Regions from separate parts of the Homo sapiens genome. Here region 1 is linked to region 2. A link is an interaction called in ENCODE POLR2A ChIA-PET data of the cell type or tissue named here. Cell type or tissue: OCI-LY7. All regions are shown on one strand.

The links. Peaks named below come from ENCODE experiments on the same cell type or tissue, not always from the same donor. Only the 100,000 strongest peaks of a DNase experiment are listed, where the experiment ranks them.
Region 1: POLR2A ChIA-PET joins it to region 2 with 9 read pairs; 3 of 35 experiments call an interaction of 5 or more read pairs at or near these places.

The regions. Positions count from the first base shown.
Region 1 is chr2:47,539,565-47,547,564 of GRCh38, forward strand. All of the region lies in intron 1 of KCNK12 (potassium two pore domain channel subfamily K member 12), which reads right to left. It also overlaps a transcript of MSH2 not described here. Among named protein-coding and RNA genes, the nearest start is that of MSH2-OT1, 16 kb to the left of the region's middle. In OCI-LY7, no CTCF peak of the experiment used is centred here; no DNase peak of the experiment used is centred here.
Region 2 is chr2:47,652,070-47,660,069 of GRCh38, forward strand. It overlaps a transcript of MSH2 not described here. Among named protein-coding and RNA genes, the nearest start is that of KCNK12, 85 kb to the left of the region's middle. RefSeq lists enhancers at 6,245-6,304, 6,435-6,484. In OCI-LY7, CTCF peaks have their summits at 2,451, 2,656, 6,767 and 6,970; DNase peaks (open chromatin) are centred at 2,392, 2,812, 3,212, 6,792 and 8 weaker places; H3K4me3 peaks cover 5,867 bases; H3K27ac peaks cover 6,918 bases.

The DNA.
Region 1 (8,000 bases), 110 kb before region 2:
TAGAGGCCATTCAGGAAGGAAGGAATGACGGGGCAAGGGGTCAGAAATTTCTAGAAGAATCTAGTAAGATGGAAACCTAACAGTCCTACTGGGATTTGGCAACTGGGAGGAAGCTGGCTCTGTGCAGGAAAGAAGGGGGCACCGCTGTGCGGACGCCAGACTGCGAAGGGCTGCAGAAGGAGCCGAAAGGGGAAGAAACGGACGCAGGTAGGGGTGGCTGCTGTTAAAGCCGCTTCCCGGGGAGGCCAAGGACATCCACAGCTGAAGTGCTCAGGACCATCCACAGCTGAAGTGCTCAGACACTGCGTTTTCTTTATCTCAGAGAGGCTGTGTGACTTGCCCACGTATGAGTACAGTGGCTAAATCACAAGCCCTGGAGTCAAGGGTTTAGGTTGATCCAGCCCCCACTACTCACTGGTGGCTGTCAGCAAGCTACTCGCTGTGCCTCAGTTTCCCCATCTATCAAGTAGACAGCACTGCCTTACAGATGGTTGTGGGGATCAGAGGGGAGGGGACAGCTGGCGGATTTAGCAGAGTACGTGGCACAGAGGAAACACTAAATATGCTTCTTCAGCTCCTTATCAAGGTTAGGCCTCCACAAAGGGTGGAGCAGGGAAGAGAAGGCCTCACCGGGCAGACCTATCTTGGAGAAGATACAAGCAATGGTGCTGAAGTTTCACAACAGTGTCAACCCCCTCCCTCATGTGTGTACTCACAGCTACTCACTTTCCTACTCTGTGCCAGCCATGAGGTGTAGTCACTGTGCCAGGGGGCTGAGTGTCCGGCCTGGGACGTGAGAGGGCATGGGCTCACCTGCTCAGGGTTTGAATGAGACCCCGGTAACCGCAGCAGTAAAGACCCCTCAAATGCCATCTCTAAATTAAAATGGGTGATCAGAAAATAGCAGGTGAACGATAGTGCCCTCACTGCCCACAGAAGTGCCTTCAGTCAGATTTAGCGCTCCATCTTCTGCCTTTCTGAAGGGACAGTGGAAGCATCCATTTGAAGACTCTTCCTGTGTCTTCTGCAAAACCAAAGAAAAGCCATCACTGCCGATGTCTCTCTTTAAAGATCTGTTAGGCTAGGCACGGTGGCTTATGCCTGTCATGCCAGCACTTTGGGAGGCCAAGGCAGGGGGATTGCTTGAGGCCAGGAGTTTGGGACCAGCCTGGGCAACATGGTGAGACTCCATCCCTAGAAACAATTAAAAACAAACAAACAAACAAACAAACAAAAGCAAGCTGGGCATGGTGGCTCACACCTGTAGTTCCAGCTACTCAGGAGGCTGAGGCAGGATTGTTTGAGCCCAGGAGGTCAAGGCTGGAGTGAGCTGTGATTCTACCACTGCACTCCAGCCTGGGCAACAGAGTGAGACCCTGTCTCTACATAAATCAGTAAGATCCATCTGTGCAATTCCTTCCTCCTAGAATTCAGAATCTGAGGTGCTGGTTTCCTGAGGACACTTGTGACTTGCTGCCTTTTATTGAACTCTGAGTGCCCTATTGCCCAGTTTGAGTGTTCCAATGGGAAGTGCAGAGCCACCGTGGCCATTCATTGCTGTAGAGCTGCGCCCCAGTACCTGATACATCCCTCACCCTTTTCCAATTGATTTTTAGCTTCCTTCATCCCTCCCTCTTTCCCTTGTCCTCTTCGTGTCCACAGGAAGCCTGTTGGGAGCCTGCTATGGCAAGTGCTGTGCTAGGACACGGTCCTGCACTCTTAGAGTTTGTGGTTCAGTTATTCCAGTTTCAGCACTTACATTCATTCAAATGCTTTGTGGAAGCAAGCTGGCTTTTAGTCACCAGCAATAGCAATTTCTGAAAATCACCAAGCCACACCAAATATATGAAATATCTTTCTCTAAGGTGGTCTTTAAAATTTGGGCTGACTCTCCTCCCTCTAGGAATGTTCTGATGAGTTTCAGTCTGAAGGCAGGGAGATGGTCTCGGTGACCTCCTGGGCCCCTGTTCTGCACTGAACTGTATGCCCATACATTCATAGGTTGAGATCGTAACACTCCAGTACCTCAGAATGTTACTGCATTGGTAGAAAGGCTTTTTAAAAAAGGGAATCAAGGTAAAACGAGGCCATTAGGGTGAGCCCTAATCCAATATGGCTGGTGTCCTCACAGGAAGAGTGTATTAAGATACAGACATACACAAGGAAAACCACGTGAAGATATGGAGAAGGTGGTTGTCTGCAAGCCAAGGAGAGAGTCCTCAGGAGAAACCAACCCTGCCAGCCCCTTGATCTTAGACTTCTGGCCTCCAGAATTGTGAGAAAATACATTTCCATTGTTTAAGTCCCCCAGTCCGTGGTACTTTGTTATGGCAGCCGGAAGGAGACTGGGGCCGCCTGTTTGCTTGGCTGCAGAAGCCCCACGTGGCTGCACCCTGGCTCATTCTGTTTTCTGTAGCAGCAGCAGCAGCAGCAGCGGCAGCAGGGAGCCCAGGATGCAAAGCTTGGTTTCTGAGCCCTGATCAGGAGGCTGTGTTTATATTTATCCTGCTAACTGCAGGGGACTGTTTATTCCCAGAGAAATAACCTCCTGGGCAGGATAGGGGCAGCCAAGGAACCAGCTGCTTCCATCAGGCCTGCTGGGCTCCTCCAGGTTCTCATCATACCACTTCTGTCGAGGCTCTCTCTGACGCAGCTCTCCTCACTCCACACCAGGCTTGGGCCCAGGGGCACAGCCTGGTCTTCCTGAGGATGCTCAGACGCAGGGACCGACTGCTCCTCACAAGCACCCTGGCACATGCACAGCCCAGGGACTGGAGCCTTCGCAAACAAGTCACAGTCCTAGTCTGAGATTCAGTGCAACACTAGGCGCTTAGTAGATGCTCAGTAAACAGAACAACAAGGATTTTCTTTTTTAGTTTTAAAACATTAGTCTACCCATGCCTTGATAAACTGTAAAATGCCTCTGCCACCCATTCTCCCTTCTTGCTCCCTTTCATGGGAGCTCTGAGGGGAAGGTCTCTGGGGTGGGTTCCAGCAACCCTGGGCCTGTTCTGGGGTCCTGCAGCCAGGTTGGGCTTTCAGGAGCCTATATTTCATCTGGGCCCCAGTCACACTACATAGATTTTTGTTTTATCACAGAAATCACTGCCACACTGTGACCCTTAAGGTCCTCAGCAGGGATGGCGCGAGGTGAGAGTATCAAAGCCAGGTGAGAGCACTCAGATGGCTTCTGCCTTTGAACGTGTGAGAAGCTCACTCATGCACAGCGACAAGCAAGAAAGACATGGGAAACTGACAGGTTTTCATCACTGGCTAGTGAAAACACATTTTATACTTCTGGGCCAACAAATACTTGGGTCAATTCACACATTGGCTTGAGAATGAGTTCTTTTTCTTTTTCTTTATTTATTTAGAGATGGGGTCTCACTGTGTTGCCAAGCCTGGAGTGCAGTGGCTACTCACAGGCACAATCATAACGCGCTACAGCCTCAAACCTCTGAGCTCAAGAGATCCTCCCACCTCAGCCTCCGAGTAGCTGGGACTGTAGGTGTGCACTACTGTGCTTGGCCAACGTGTTCTTTTTTGAGGTGGGAACTTTAATTTACTTGAGCAGATGTATCAACGTAGCTGTGAATAAGGAGCTACCAGGGCATTAGACTGCAGACTCTGACACAACCACCGTCACCACAATAAATAGCAACAACCACCACCACAACAAGCACAGACACCTACATTTTTTTTTTTTTTTTTAGCTTTGATTACTACACTGTGTTGCTTTCCTCACTGAGGCTTATGTGGGGTTTTCTGGTTTTAGGAATCATTTTCACACACGGTTTATTTACATTTCTTCACAACCACCTAGTGAGGTAAGCATTATCCTCGGTTTTTAGATGCACAATCTGAGGCTCAGAAAAGTGCAGTGTGAGGTCACTTTGTGAATAAGTCATAGAGGTAATGTCAGAATTTGGGTCAGAGACTCCACAAGGGCTGACCCTCCTTGCGGTTCTCTGAAGACACTGTAGAAACCCGTGGGAAGCTCTGCTGTATTGCTGGGTGCTCCTGTTCTGTGGCAAGACAACCTAGAAGGTGATAGGGGGTCTTCTCCGAGACATGTGCTCTGCTGGCTCTTTGGCAGAAAGGGCAGAGTCGGGGATCAGGACGGTCATGCAGGCTGGCACTGCCCAGGGGCTGATCTTCCAGGAGCTGGGCTAGCAAGCTCGGGATGGGGGATGGGTCATTCCCTCCTTCTCCCCACTGTCACTATAATTCTGGAGATCTGTAAAAGGATGTTTAACATGTTTAAAGTCTTTGTTTCCCATCCTTCTGCCAAGGATTGAGACATCGCCCACCCAGCTTCAATCCTCATAGCTACTTCTGCCACTGATGGGAGGAGGATTGAGGTTCTTTCTACCAAGGAGCCAGGAGGATGGCTGTCACTGCTCCTGGAAGCAGGGACTCCCAGATGTGGGGATAAGTACGCAGGGCCTGCCTTCCCTCCACTCTTGGTGGCTTCCAAAGGCCAACATTCTAGAAAGCCAACCACCCATGTCTCCTCTCTTTCTATTGGAGTGACTCTGCTGCTTCAACAGAGTATTAAAAACAAAGACAGCCTTCCACCCTGACGTCAGACACACAGACACACGAGCACGAGCATCTTGTACTACCCTGTGCCCCCATTCCCCATCAGCATACACGTGGTGTTTCGGGGATAAAGCTACACCAAAGGAACCCTCCCATACAGGCTTGGTACAGTCTCAGCCTGTAACGCTTCCCTTTCGAAGAGCTGTCCCTCCAGCAAGGCCTCATAACCCAGGGAACCCCTGGCATCTCTGCCGAGGGCATAAACCATATTAGCTCTGAATCATAAAGAATGTTTACTGAGAACCACATTTGGGAAGACCTTTCTCTTTCAAACCCTTTCTTCCCAGGCCCCCAGTGATGGCTAACACCATTGTTCGCAGCGTTCCTACTGAAACACATTGGTCGTGTGTACTTTCTTGTCTAACTCATAGATTGCAAAAGCTATAATTTCATGGGATTTGTTTTAAGCGCCCTTTTCTGGCAGATGTAGGCTCAGTATGAGCACTCTGTAATTTTCCAGCCTCCTAAATGGCCCCCTGGCAGCTTACATACCACATGGTGTAACCCACCCTTTTCCTATCCTGCAGACAACCCAATTACTCACACAGTCTTCACCAGGGCCCTCCTAGGTGGGTCCCCCAGGCTAGGTCCTGTGGGGGATGCAGTTGCACTTATAACAAACCATGGCACATCCTTTCTGAGGAATACTATGCATCCAACAAGAGGGATGCTTAGAAAGTTGATTCTGACATCACATACCAATACACAAAAACAAAACCCAAAATTCATCCAGAAAATAGACTCAAGGACAAAAAAATCCCTGGAGTACTATTTTAGTGGTGAAGCTAAAGGCTTTTTTTCCCTGTCACTTTTTTTGAGCTTCTCTCTTTTTCAAATGTTCTATAAGAAGTATCTGTTATTCGAGTGAATTAAAGACCACTCGTTTTGTCATTATTTTTAAAGGCAGAGTCTCACCGTCTGGGTGGGGAGGGAAGTCATACACAAGAGAGGAGATGGCAAGGTGCTAGGAGGTTAGATCATCACTGGCAGAAGGCAAATGAAGGAGGAGGCTCCATGAAGCCTGGATGATGAAGGTGGGCTCTGAAGAGGGAGTGGGCCTTAGATACATGAAGGGTAAAGGACAGGCAGGGATGCTCCAGGCAGGGAGAATGCTATGAATGAAGACTGGAGGGACAGTTCAGGGTCTTGCTGACTAGTTTGGCTGGAGGAAAGGCTGCAGTGAGGGTAGCATTAGCCACACTTGGGCTTGGAAAGGCTGGGGACCACTGAAATGCAAAGTAGCTTCCCCTGAAAGAAACCAGGGAGGCTGCTGTCAGAGAGTGGACCCTTTGGGAAGCCTGGATACAGATGGATGTCTTTTCCCAATTCAGTCATTTATAAGTAGCTCATATGTCTCTCAATTCCTCATCATTTTCGCAGCACCAACTTTGTGGGGGAGTAGGGGGACTAGCTGTGGAGTCAGGGACACCTGGGCTAGAATCTCAGCTCTGTCACTTGCTGGCTCTTTGATCTGAGAAAGCCATTGAGCCTCTTTTTGCCTCAATTTCCTCATCTGTAAATGAGATGTGAGCTGTGCTCACCTCCACAGGATGCTGATGAGGATTAAATGAGAAGAAGTGTGTAAAATGCTCAGCATAGTGCTAATAGCATGACCACCTCAAAATGCAAGCCATTTGTGCTAACTGATGGACAGCAAGGAACAGAATTTCTAAAGAGAGTAGATAAGAAAAAAATAGAGAAGAGGAGGTCATGGAATATAAAGCCGAGACTGAATTGCACTTAACTTCTTTTTTTTTTTTTTCTCAAATAATTTGCTCAGGGCTGGGGCAGCCAGTATCATCTACATGCTCTCTCCCTCAGGGAGGAACCCATCCAACACTAAACTTCCAGAGAAAGAGGCAACTATGGACAGGGAAAAGCTGTAAATGAAGCAAGTGTCATAAGTTCTTCAGTAACACCCTCTCTCTTATTCAAAAACTTCCAGTGGCTTCCTAGGGTCTAGAACTGTGAGTCCCAATGATCAGGCTTGGAATCCTTTGGGAACTCTGCAGTTATTGCAAAGGCATATCAATCTACTTGGTCACCAATTGTTGTTTGCAACCTTAACTTTCTCCTACATGGTTATGCTATTACTTTCCAAAAATATGTAAATGGTTTTCTGATGAAGATGCACTTAAAAGTGCTACTGAATTAATTCAGAGGACTTTGTGTGTCAATATGCATTTTCCCTATTAATTAACGGATACTGAAAGTACATGTAACTTCCATCATACAGGTGCTGTGAAACTATTCCTCGCATTTAAAGCGATTCTCATGTTTAAAAAGTTGGAAGCAGCCTAAGCAAAATGGCAAAGCCCCATCTCTACAAAAACTACAAAAATTAGACAGGTGTGGTAGCGAGCACCTATAGTCCCAGATACTGGGGAGGCTGAGGTGGGAGGATCTTTTGAGCCAGGGAGGTTGAGGCTGCAGTAAGCTGTGATCATGCCACTGCACTCCAGCCTGGGTGACAGAGAGAGACTCTCAGTGTCAAAAAAATAGTTGGGAGACTTCTGGTTCAAGATGATTATTTAATTACCTCAATTTACCTACTCTCCCTCTTAAGATCCTATTTAAATGATGGTAAAAGGACATAAAGGTGTAAACTAGCAATAACACAGGGAATGGGCAGAGGGTTTACAGTGGAAGGGCCCGAGAAGTTTCAACATGCTTGTGCAAGATGGACAGCTTGAGAGAGCTGTAACTGATGAAGGCAGGTGGAGAAACCCACAGCTCAGAGGGAGTACAGCTGAGAAGGGGAGGGAGGGAGGGGAACTGCCCTGAAGAACCCTGGAGAGACTTGGGTGTGGGAAAGGCCATATAGATAATGGGTAGCTGCCCACCCTCTGCCCCAAAAAGAAAGCCCGCAGTCCACAAGCCCCACCTATGCACACTGAGTTTCCAGTCCAATTTTCTATTTTTAATTCTTAAATGTGAGTGGACAGCCACAGTTCAGACATTTGAGGAAAGCCTGTAAGCCCTCTCTTGCAGCTCCTCCTAGCTTAGCCTCCTTCATCTTCAAGGGCACTGCGGCTCAATCTTCAGATCTCTTCTTTTCTGGCTCCCACGAACACGCCCTGGGACTCTGTGGTTCTAACCTTGACAGCAACTGAAATTACTCTCATGAGGAGTTTTACAAAATGCTAATTCATAAGCCCCCACTTCCAGAGAGAATGATACAGTTGGTTAGGGCACAACCTGGGCATCAAGGCTTAAAAACTCCCAGGTAATTTTAATATGCAGCCAGGGTTGAGAACCACTCTCCTAGGTGATCTTTTCTTTTTCTTTTTGCGTCTGGGTCTGGCTCTATTGCCCAGGCTGGAGTGCAATGGCACGATCATAGCTCACTGCATCCTTGAATTCCTGGCCTCAAGTGATCCTCCCACCTCAGCTTCCAG
Region 2 (8,000 bases):
TAGTTTTGTAACTTGCTGTTTTCACCTCACAATATTTTCGAGGGTCTTTCCATATCAGCCAAACACAGCCTGACCGTATTTGTATTAAGCTGCAGAAACATCCATTGATACTCCAGTTGATAATCTATTGCTGTGTGAGCATTACCCAATCCCCTACTGATGGATACATAGACTGTTTCCCTATGTTCCCTGCGGCAATGAATAACTATATATGCTCAGGTCATGCATGTGTGGGAATAAATCTATAAGGATAATTGCTAGAAGTGGCATATCTGGGCTTCCCCTCACTCTGCCACAGAGCTTTCAGGCCCTGGACTACATGGCACAGCTTCCAAGGACCCGGCTGGTTTATTTTAAGATGATACGTGCTTGATAGTGCATGAAGGTGGAAATGTGAAACCCACTTTGATGTGGTAGTTACCATTGCGGCGCATTAACGCTGATGTGATTCAAAAGACCATATAATTTTTATGCTGCTATTAAACCTGCCACAAGCTGAAGCCTTGCCTGGTGCAACGTCTGTGTCGAGGCACCTCAGGGTGGACTGGTGCTGGGGATGGCAAGCCTGGGTCCTAGCTCCAGCTCTGCTCCATGAGACAGGGCCAAGTCACTCACCCTTCCTGAGACAGTATGTTAATCCCTTGCAGAGCTTACTGCAAGCCATGCCCCTAGTAGCAATCACATTGCATTTATTAATAGAGCAGGGTGGACAGATCTGTGGGGCCTGGCCCTGCAGACCCAGAAGGTGGAGGAGAGCTTCTGTGGAGCTACCAGGTACAGGTGGAGAGGGCAGGTGTCTGTGAGGATTTTCTGCCTAGAGGGAGATCTTGGATATTGACAACGAACATTTTCCGGGTACTTTACAAAGTGCTTTCTCGTACACTTTCTCAGTTAATGTGAGCTTCCGTCAGAGTCTTCGTTTCAGCAGATTTAAGCAGAAAAAGTAATCTAGAAAGTATTTGGGGGTGTGGGTAGCTCACAGAATTGCCGTAAATTTGAAGCATGAAGCTCAGAAATCAGGTGGGAACCAAGGGAAGAGAAGGCAGCCAGAAGCACAAATCACTCCCCAGGAATGAGAAGGTGAGGACCACACAGCTTCAGACGCTGGATCTTACCATGGGCAGCCTGGCCACATCCCATGCTGGATACCTGTCAACGCCAGATGACCTGTCACCGCAAACTGTCATCCCGTTGCCCCCTCAGCCACCTCGTGGGCCTAAGGGGCCTCCTCTGTGCCTGCTTTTTTATATTACTCACTCCAGAATTAATAACCCTCCTGCCCAGATCCCCAAAGTAAGGCCTGGATCATAGCTGGCACCTTGACTATCAGGGAGGTGGAAAAAAGTGGGTGTCCTTTTCAGCCTACAATGTGCCCATAAAGAGTTCTAGAGAAGGAATCTTCAATCCTATGGAAGTTGGATTGGATGTAGGGCAGAAAAGGGCAACTGTCTACAACCAGCTTGCATGAACACCTTGGAGTCTGGGTTATTATAAACTTATCCTACTTATTGAAGGATGCTGGGGGAGGGGGCTTTATATGAATCAGGGCTACTGAGATCTTTATATCGGGACCTCTGTGCAGCTCTGTCCTGACAACGTCACTTATTGCTCACGATTGGCATACCATTAGGGGATTGTTGGCCATCCCCTCTTCCCTCCATTCTTTCCTATGGGGCTAAAGGCAGGGAGGTGGGTCTCAAGTGGATGTGAGACCTAGAGCACACTCCCACATCCACTTGAAACTCATAGCCCTTACACTGTCATAGTCGTCCCTTTAAACCATAAAATAATGCTCTGTTTGTTTGTCCTTTGCAAAATATTTGCTGGGAAACAAAGACCTTCAGTAGAAGCACAAGATTTTAAAGAGAGGAATGAAAGATGTAGCGAGGGGAAAAGAGCCAGGCTGGGAGGTGCACAGTTCACGCTGCATGGTTCAGCCTCAGTGCCGTGAGCTCTGTGCACGAGGACAGTGCTGAGCAAGGCATGCCTGTGTCCCCACTGGACAGCTGAAGAGACTCAGGCAGAGCATGGACAGACCTAGTTCAGAGCCTGGCTGCACATAGTAGGCCCTCAATGAGAGGTGATGATGATGGTGGTGGTGACGGCAGAGCGAGGACTCACTTTGTCCAACGACTACATATTACAGATGTCAGGTTCACGACTATGCCAAAGGTCATGTTGAGGTCCAGAAGGAGTGGGTGGATGAGCAGAAAGAACATTCAGGGGACTGTAGGCAGGTGAATGATTTTATTCAGCAGCAGCTCACATCAGCAGCTTTCTCACACTGTCTGCCTTGTCTGGGCTGCTTCAGCTGGCAGCTCCCACATACAGCTGTGTGACCGGCTCTCCCCTGCCTTCAGGGTCAGCAGCTTAACTCTTTCACTCTCTGGGCACTAGGGGGCCAAGCTGTGTCCTGGCTTTCCCCGTCCGTCTCCAAAAACGGACATCTCTGGCTCTGTCTCTTTCTCTGGGCACCAGCGCACCTGCACAGGGTCAACAGGGCAGTTGTACCTTTTACAGACAATAGTGGCATAGAGCCAAGTGATGACGTTCCCACGTTATAGCTACATGGCTGTGATAACAAGTGGAGTTATACGCCTGCGGTCTATGCTGAGTCACGTGGGATGTAAACATCCTACCTTGGCCTAACCTTGACCAAAGCACAGCCATGTTCCTTACAACAGATAAGGAAGCCAAGACACAGAGCGAGGGCCAGCGAGCTTTCCGGGGTGATCAGTAGGAAGGGGCAAGAAAGGGTTAAATCGTGGCCCAACACGCTTGCCACTGCAGCTAGATGCTGACACAGGTGATGGTAACAAGGCCCTAGAACTCTAACGGGAAGATGAGTCATCGGGGGGGGGGTCATTAAAATGCAGGCTCTGATTCAGTAGGCCTGGGGGCATTTCCAACCACACCTGGGGGCTGCTGGTCCCAGGCTGCACTTTGAGGAGCTGGGCTCTAGCAGCAGTTTGCCTCCCTGGGAGCACATTAGAATCACTTGGGGAGATTTCACAAATTACTGATGCTTGAGACCCGAGATTCTAATTTAATTTGAGGTGGTTACAGGGTCAGAGGTCGTTTTTAAAGGTTCTCAAGTGTGTCTTATGTACAGTCAAGTTGAGAAGGGCTGTGTGAGTGGCTTGAAAACCATTGGTCGCCTGTGAAGAGGGCTTTTGAGAGCACCTGCAAGGACCGCCTCTCCTTCCTTCCAGCTGCTGCTTTGCTTGTGGGGCAAAGGCTCTCAGTCCGCAGTTCCAGCTAAGTTTAAATATGCAAATACCTCCGAAATGGCAAAGGTGAGGGCTTCTCTGAAGCGTGGCTCCTCACAGCAGGGCCTTCCACAATGAAGGGAAAGTGTACACAAGTGGGCTAGAGCAAGGAGGTAGCCTCCACGACTGCACACTTCTGCTGCTGGCCAAGTGACCCCCAGTTTAGGAGATATGACGTTTGGTGAGCACACGTCAGGACTGACCTGATTGAGGTTTGATACCAGAAGGCTGGAGAAGGGGTGCTGGCACAGAAAAGATGCAACGAAGGAGACTCCCCAGGTAGTCCTGTCTCTGGTTCCTTGAGTTCTACCTTTCCCTCAAGGGCCTCTCTCTCCAGCCACTGCTGCCAGCATGACATTCTCCCAGGGGGCCTGGTTTCCCTTTAAGGTTGTGGCCTTAAAGTGATAATCCCACCCCAGCACACCTACAGCAGGCTGTAATTATCAAGGGGGTTGACATACCACTCAAATCAAAGGCAGAACCAAAAGAAGTAAGTACTCCAAAGGAAAGGACATGGACTGAAGGGCTCTGGTGGTCGGAGGAGGTAGGGAAATACACTATTCTATGTCTTCTTGGAAATTGACAAGGCCCATTAGCAGATTCAGGTTCTGGGAAGTCCTGTGGGAAGTAAACCCAATGAGCTTTGTTCACACTAGTGTCGCCGAGTTCATTTGGCCACGGAACCCTCTTATGGCAGAATAACTCTTTATGTCTGCAAGGCCTGCTTTGGAATTGTGGATCTACTTTCCTGGAGGCTCAGCAACAAGACTGCTGCCCAAATGCCTCCGATCTGGAGGTGCAGGTCTGGCTGGAGGCTGAGGTGTGGCCTTCATCACCTCTCAGCAGCCCTGCAGCCCAGAGAGCCCTCTGTGCCCTTCTTGGGGGACTCAAAAAAGTATAGGGCGCAGGAATGGAGCGTCCACTCCACCGCTCTTATATCTGACTGAGGTGTTAAGAGTATGAGCTGTGTCATCAGGGACCAGGCTTCAAGTCCTGGCTGTACTGCTTACTAGCTGTGTGGCCTTGGACAAACTTAACTCCTCTGGGCCTCTGTTCCCTCACTGGTAAAAAAGGAATCGCTCCTACCTCAGAGTGTTGTTGTGAGAACCAATGAGACAGCTTATATAAAGTACTTAGCACACTGCCTAGCAGATAACAGTTCATAAAATGTTTTTCTAAAATGTTTTGTTTGACCAAAGTAGTTGGCATGAAAAAAAAAACTTTTGTTGTGCCAGTCTCTCCCCATGCAATCCCACCTGTCCTTGGAGGCCAACGCCAGTGCGTCTCCCAGGAAAGCCTTTCTTGACTCCCTGACCCTCACGGAGTGGACCCTTCTCTGTGCATTTGACCATGCTCTGCCTTGCTCCTGGGCCATCTCCCTGAGGGTGAGGGGCCATGCTAGAGGAAGTCTAGGCTGCATAAATGCCGAAACAGTGGTGGATCTAGCACATGAAGAGTTGAGAGCCTGGGAACTAGGGGAGGTGTCCCTCCTTCTTGAACTGTGGGGCTGAAGGGGAACTGTCAGCCTTGAGTTTGCCTCTGAGGTAGCCCCTTTCTTGCTATGAAGAAACCTGTTGTGGTCATTTGACTCATTCTCTGTGTATGCAGCCCTGCATACTTTGGTGTTATTCCTGTTGCAAAAGTCCCGATACTTTTCTCCGTCACTGATGTTTTGTTTTGAGACAGGGTCTTGCTCTGTTGCCCAGGCTGGAGTGCAATGGCACAATTAGCTCATTGCAGCCTTGACCTCCTGGGTTCAAGCTATCCTCCCACCTCAGCCTCCCAAGTAGCTGGTACTACAGGCGCACTCCATCATGCCTGGCTAACATATTTATATTCTGTTTGTTTGTTTGTTTTTTAGAGACAGGGTCTCACTCTATTGCCCAGGCTGATCTCGCACTCCTAGGCTCAAGCAATTCTCCTGCCTTGGCCTCCCAAAGTGATGGGATTACAGGTATGAGCCACTGCACCTGGCCTGTCAGTAATTTGATTATTTTTTAAGATCAACTGGATGACCAGGTGCTCTCAGAGACTACATTTTTGTAGCCTGAAGTCAGTATTTATGGTTTCCGTATAAGGAGGCTTTGGAGAGACACTAAAAGACAAAAGTCAAAGCCCTGAATGCTGACTGCTGTGCACTGCCTGACGCCCCTGCACCACTGAGCGGGTGTGGAGGATGCAGGGTCTCCCTCTGAGATCCTGGCAGGAAGGGAAGCTTGCCTGAGTCTTGTCTTGCCAGGGACTCTGCTCTTTCTGGACAATTTCTCAGAGCTCTAGACCCCTTCTCTGGAGGAAGACCTTCATTACCACCCCAGCCCACCCATACCCCATCCCAGGGTGAATGGAGGCTGGAGCTGGTTTCTTCTTCCTCTGACAGTGTCAGCTGGGTCCCTGCTGCAGTGAGTACTGGAGCTGAGCCCAGTGGGGTCCAGGTGTGGTCTGAGGAGCCATGGAGGCACAGCAAAGTCATCTCCACATTCCACCCAGCCCCTTGTGGAGCAAGGCAGCTCTGCTCCCACCAGGCAATCAGGCAAAGATTCACTAAGTGGGATCCAGCAACTCAGCCACACCCAGAGGCTTCCATGGCTCCTATATTCCACAGGGCTGCCAGGGCACCAGGGGAGAAGGGGAATCCTGATCTGAGACCTGGCCAAGCTGTGTCATCTACTGCCTGTGTCCAGACAACATAAACTGTCTGAGTCCTTAGGCAGGGTCTTTTCTGAATGACGGTTCATCCCACTGAAGTCACTCCTGAGTGAGTCTCAGAATCATGAACAGAGGAATTGTGAAACCTGGTGACTCCCAGGGAGGTCAAATGTTTTGCCCCAAAGCCTCAGCTCGTTAAGGGAACTAGTGGGGTTGGAACTCAAGTCTCCCAAACATTTGGGTCTCTCCCTCTCACTGCCGCGGACTGTTGATGACCAGAAAGGAGACACTGTTTCCACACGGCCCCCACTTGAGAGCCCACACACAGGCAGGCATTCGTGTTAGCATAGCCGCCTCCCCTCCAGACCTGGAGTCCACATGTTAGGTATGAATACCCACATATGTGCACATGTGCACATTTCTTTCTTCTCTGCTTTCAAACAGCAGAGTTTGAGAAATGGAAACCAAGGAACTGCTTTGGTTCTTGATTTTCACTCTGTCCTCCTACCCAGCCTCCTACCCGGCCTCTACCCTCCTACCTGGGCCTGCAGTAACTGCTGCTGGTAACTTGGGGATTCCCAGAAGGGAAGGGGTTGGAGCTTGTATGTACCTTCTTCCCAGGGGAGAGGGGAGGGGTGATGTAGGCAACTTAGAGGAAAGTAAATGACTTGGGGAAAGATGGATGAGCCTAAGAAGAGTAGGTGACAGCCAGTGACAAAGTCTGTCTTGGTATGGTGTCTACCCCCTGTCTCCTGTCCTGTGACATGGGCCAGTATTCCCCTGGTTGATGAGATTCCTGGGGAGGAGACTCATGACCATGGTGTTCTGGTTGGAGGATCTGTCTTTTGGCCGATAAGGGGAGCTCAGAGAACGCCTCTGCCTGCATCTGCTGTCTCCCACGTGCCCTTGGTTGCAAGCAATCAACATACCAAAGTGGCATATTTTGGGGTGGCATTTCCTTTCCTAAACTCCCTCAAACCCAACTCCACCGTCTCCCCCTCCTGCCTGCCTGCTCCCTCTACCCTGATAAAATGATGATGCATTTAGAAGATGAACGATTGCCTGGACCCAAGTGGAACTGCAGAGGACACCCCTACCCAGACCTCCAGTCCCAGCCTGACGTCAGAGGGGATCCGGTCAGAGAGACCTAGTGCCGAGAGGAGCAGAGAGCCCCGAGGGAAGGCTCCAGGGCCCAGGCAAAGCCTTTTTGGCACTACCCCTGCAACACACATGGGTGCCCTGAGGCTGATGGCATTGTCCTCTAAGAGCCAGGTAGATCCCTTCCAGCATCTTGATTGGTGGCTGTCCTCAAGGGGTAACTTTGTAGCCTAGAGCAAGGCCAGGTTGTGATAGTCCTGAAACTTCACCATTAGTGCTTCTAGAGGCACATCTTCACCCCAGACTGTAAATGCACACCCATAGTCAGACAAAATAAGGAGTGTGCCCTGAGGAGACCCACACATGTTGGTAGCCTTTGCCTTGAGGCCCTGGCCATATCCCATGGGGCTGGCAACTCGGTGTACGGCTGCAAATGGGGAGGATTCAGCTTGGGTCAGGCAGAAGAGCATTTTTTTTTTTTTTTTTTTGAGACGAAGTCTTGCTCTGTCCCCCAGGCTGGAGTGCAGTGGTGGGATCTCAGCTCACTGTAATCTCCACCTCCTGCCTCCACCTCTAATTCTTGTCCTTCAGCCTCCTGAGTGGCTGGAATTACAGGTGTGCGCCACCACGCCCGGCTAATTTTTGTATTTCTAGTAGAGACGGGGTTTCACCATGTTGGCCAGGCTGGTCTCTAACTCCCAACCTCAGGTAATCCACCCGCCACAGCGCTGGCCAGGAAGAATATCATTTGATTGTACAGGGTTCTGTCCAGCAAGGCATGCCTCTAGATTTGGGGTGGGGGTAAATGTTCAGTGGATCCAAGAGCCTCAGTGTGGGGAGGTGATGCAGACCCCATCCCCCATTTAACGATTTCCCTAGGGCTAACCCCACGCACAACCCAGAGCATCAGATTTATATCTCAGAAGTTCAACTTTTACTGTACCTCACCACACGTGGCTTGCAGGTCATACATCATTGCCTTCTGTT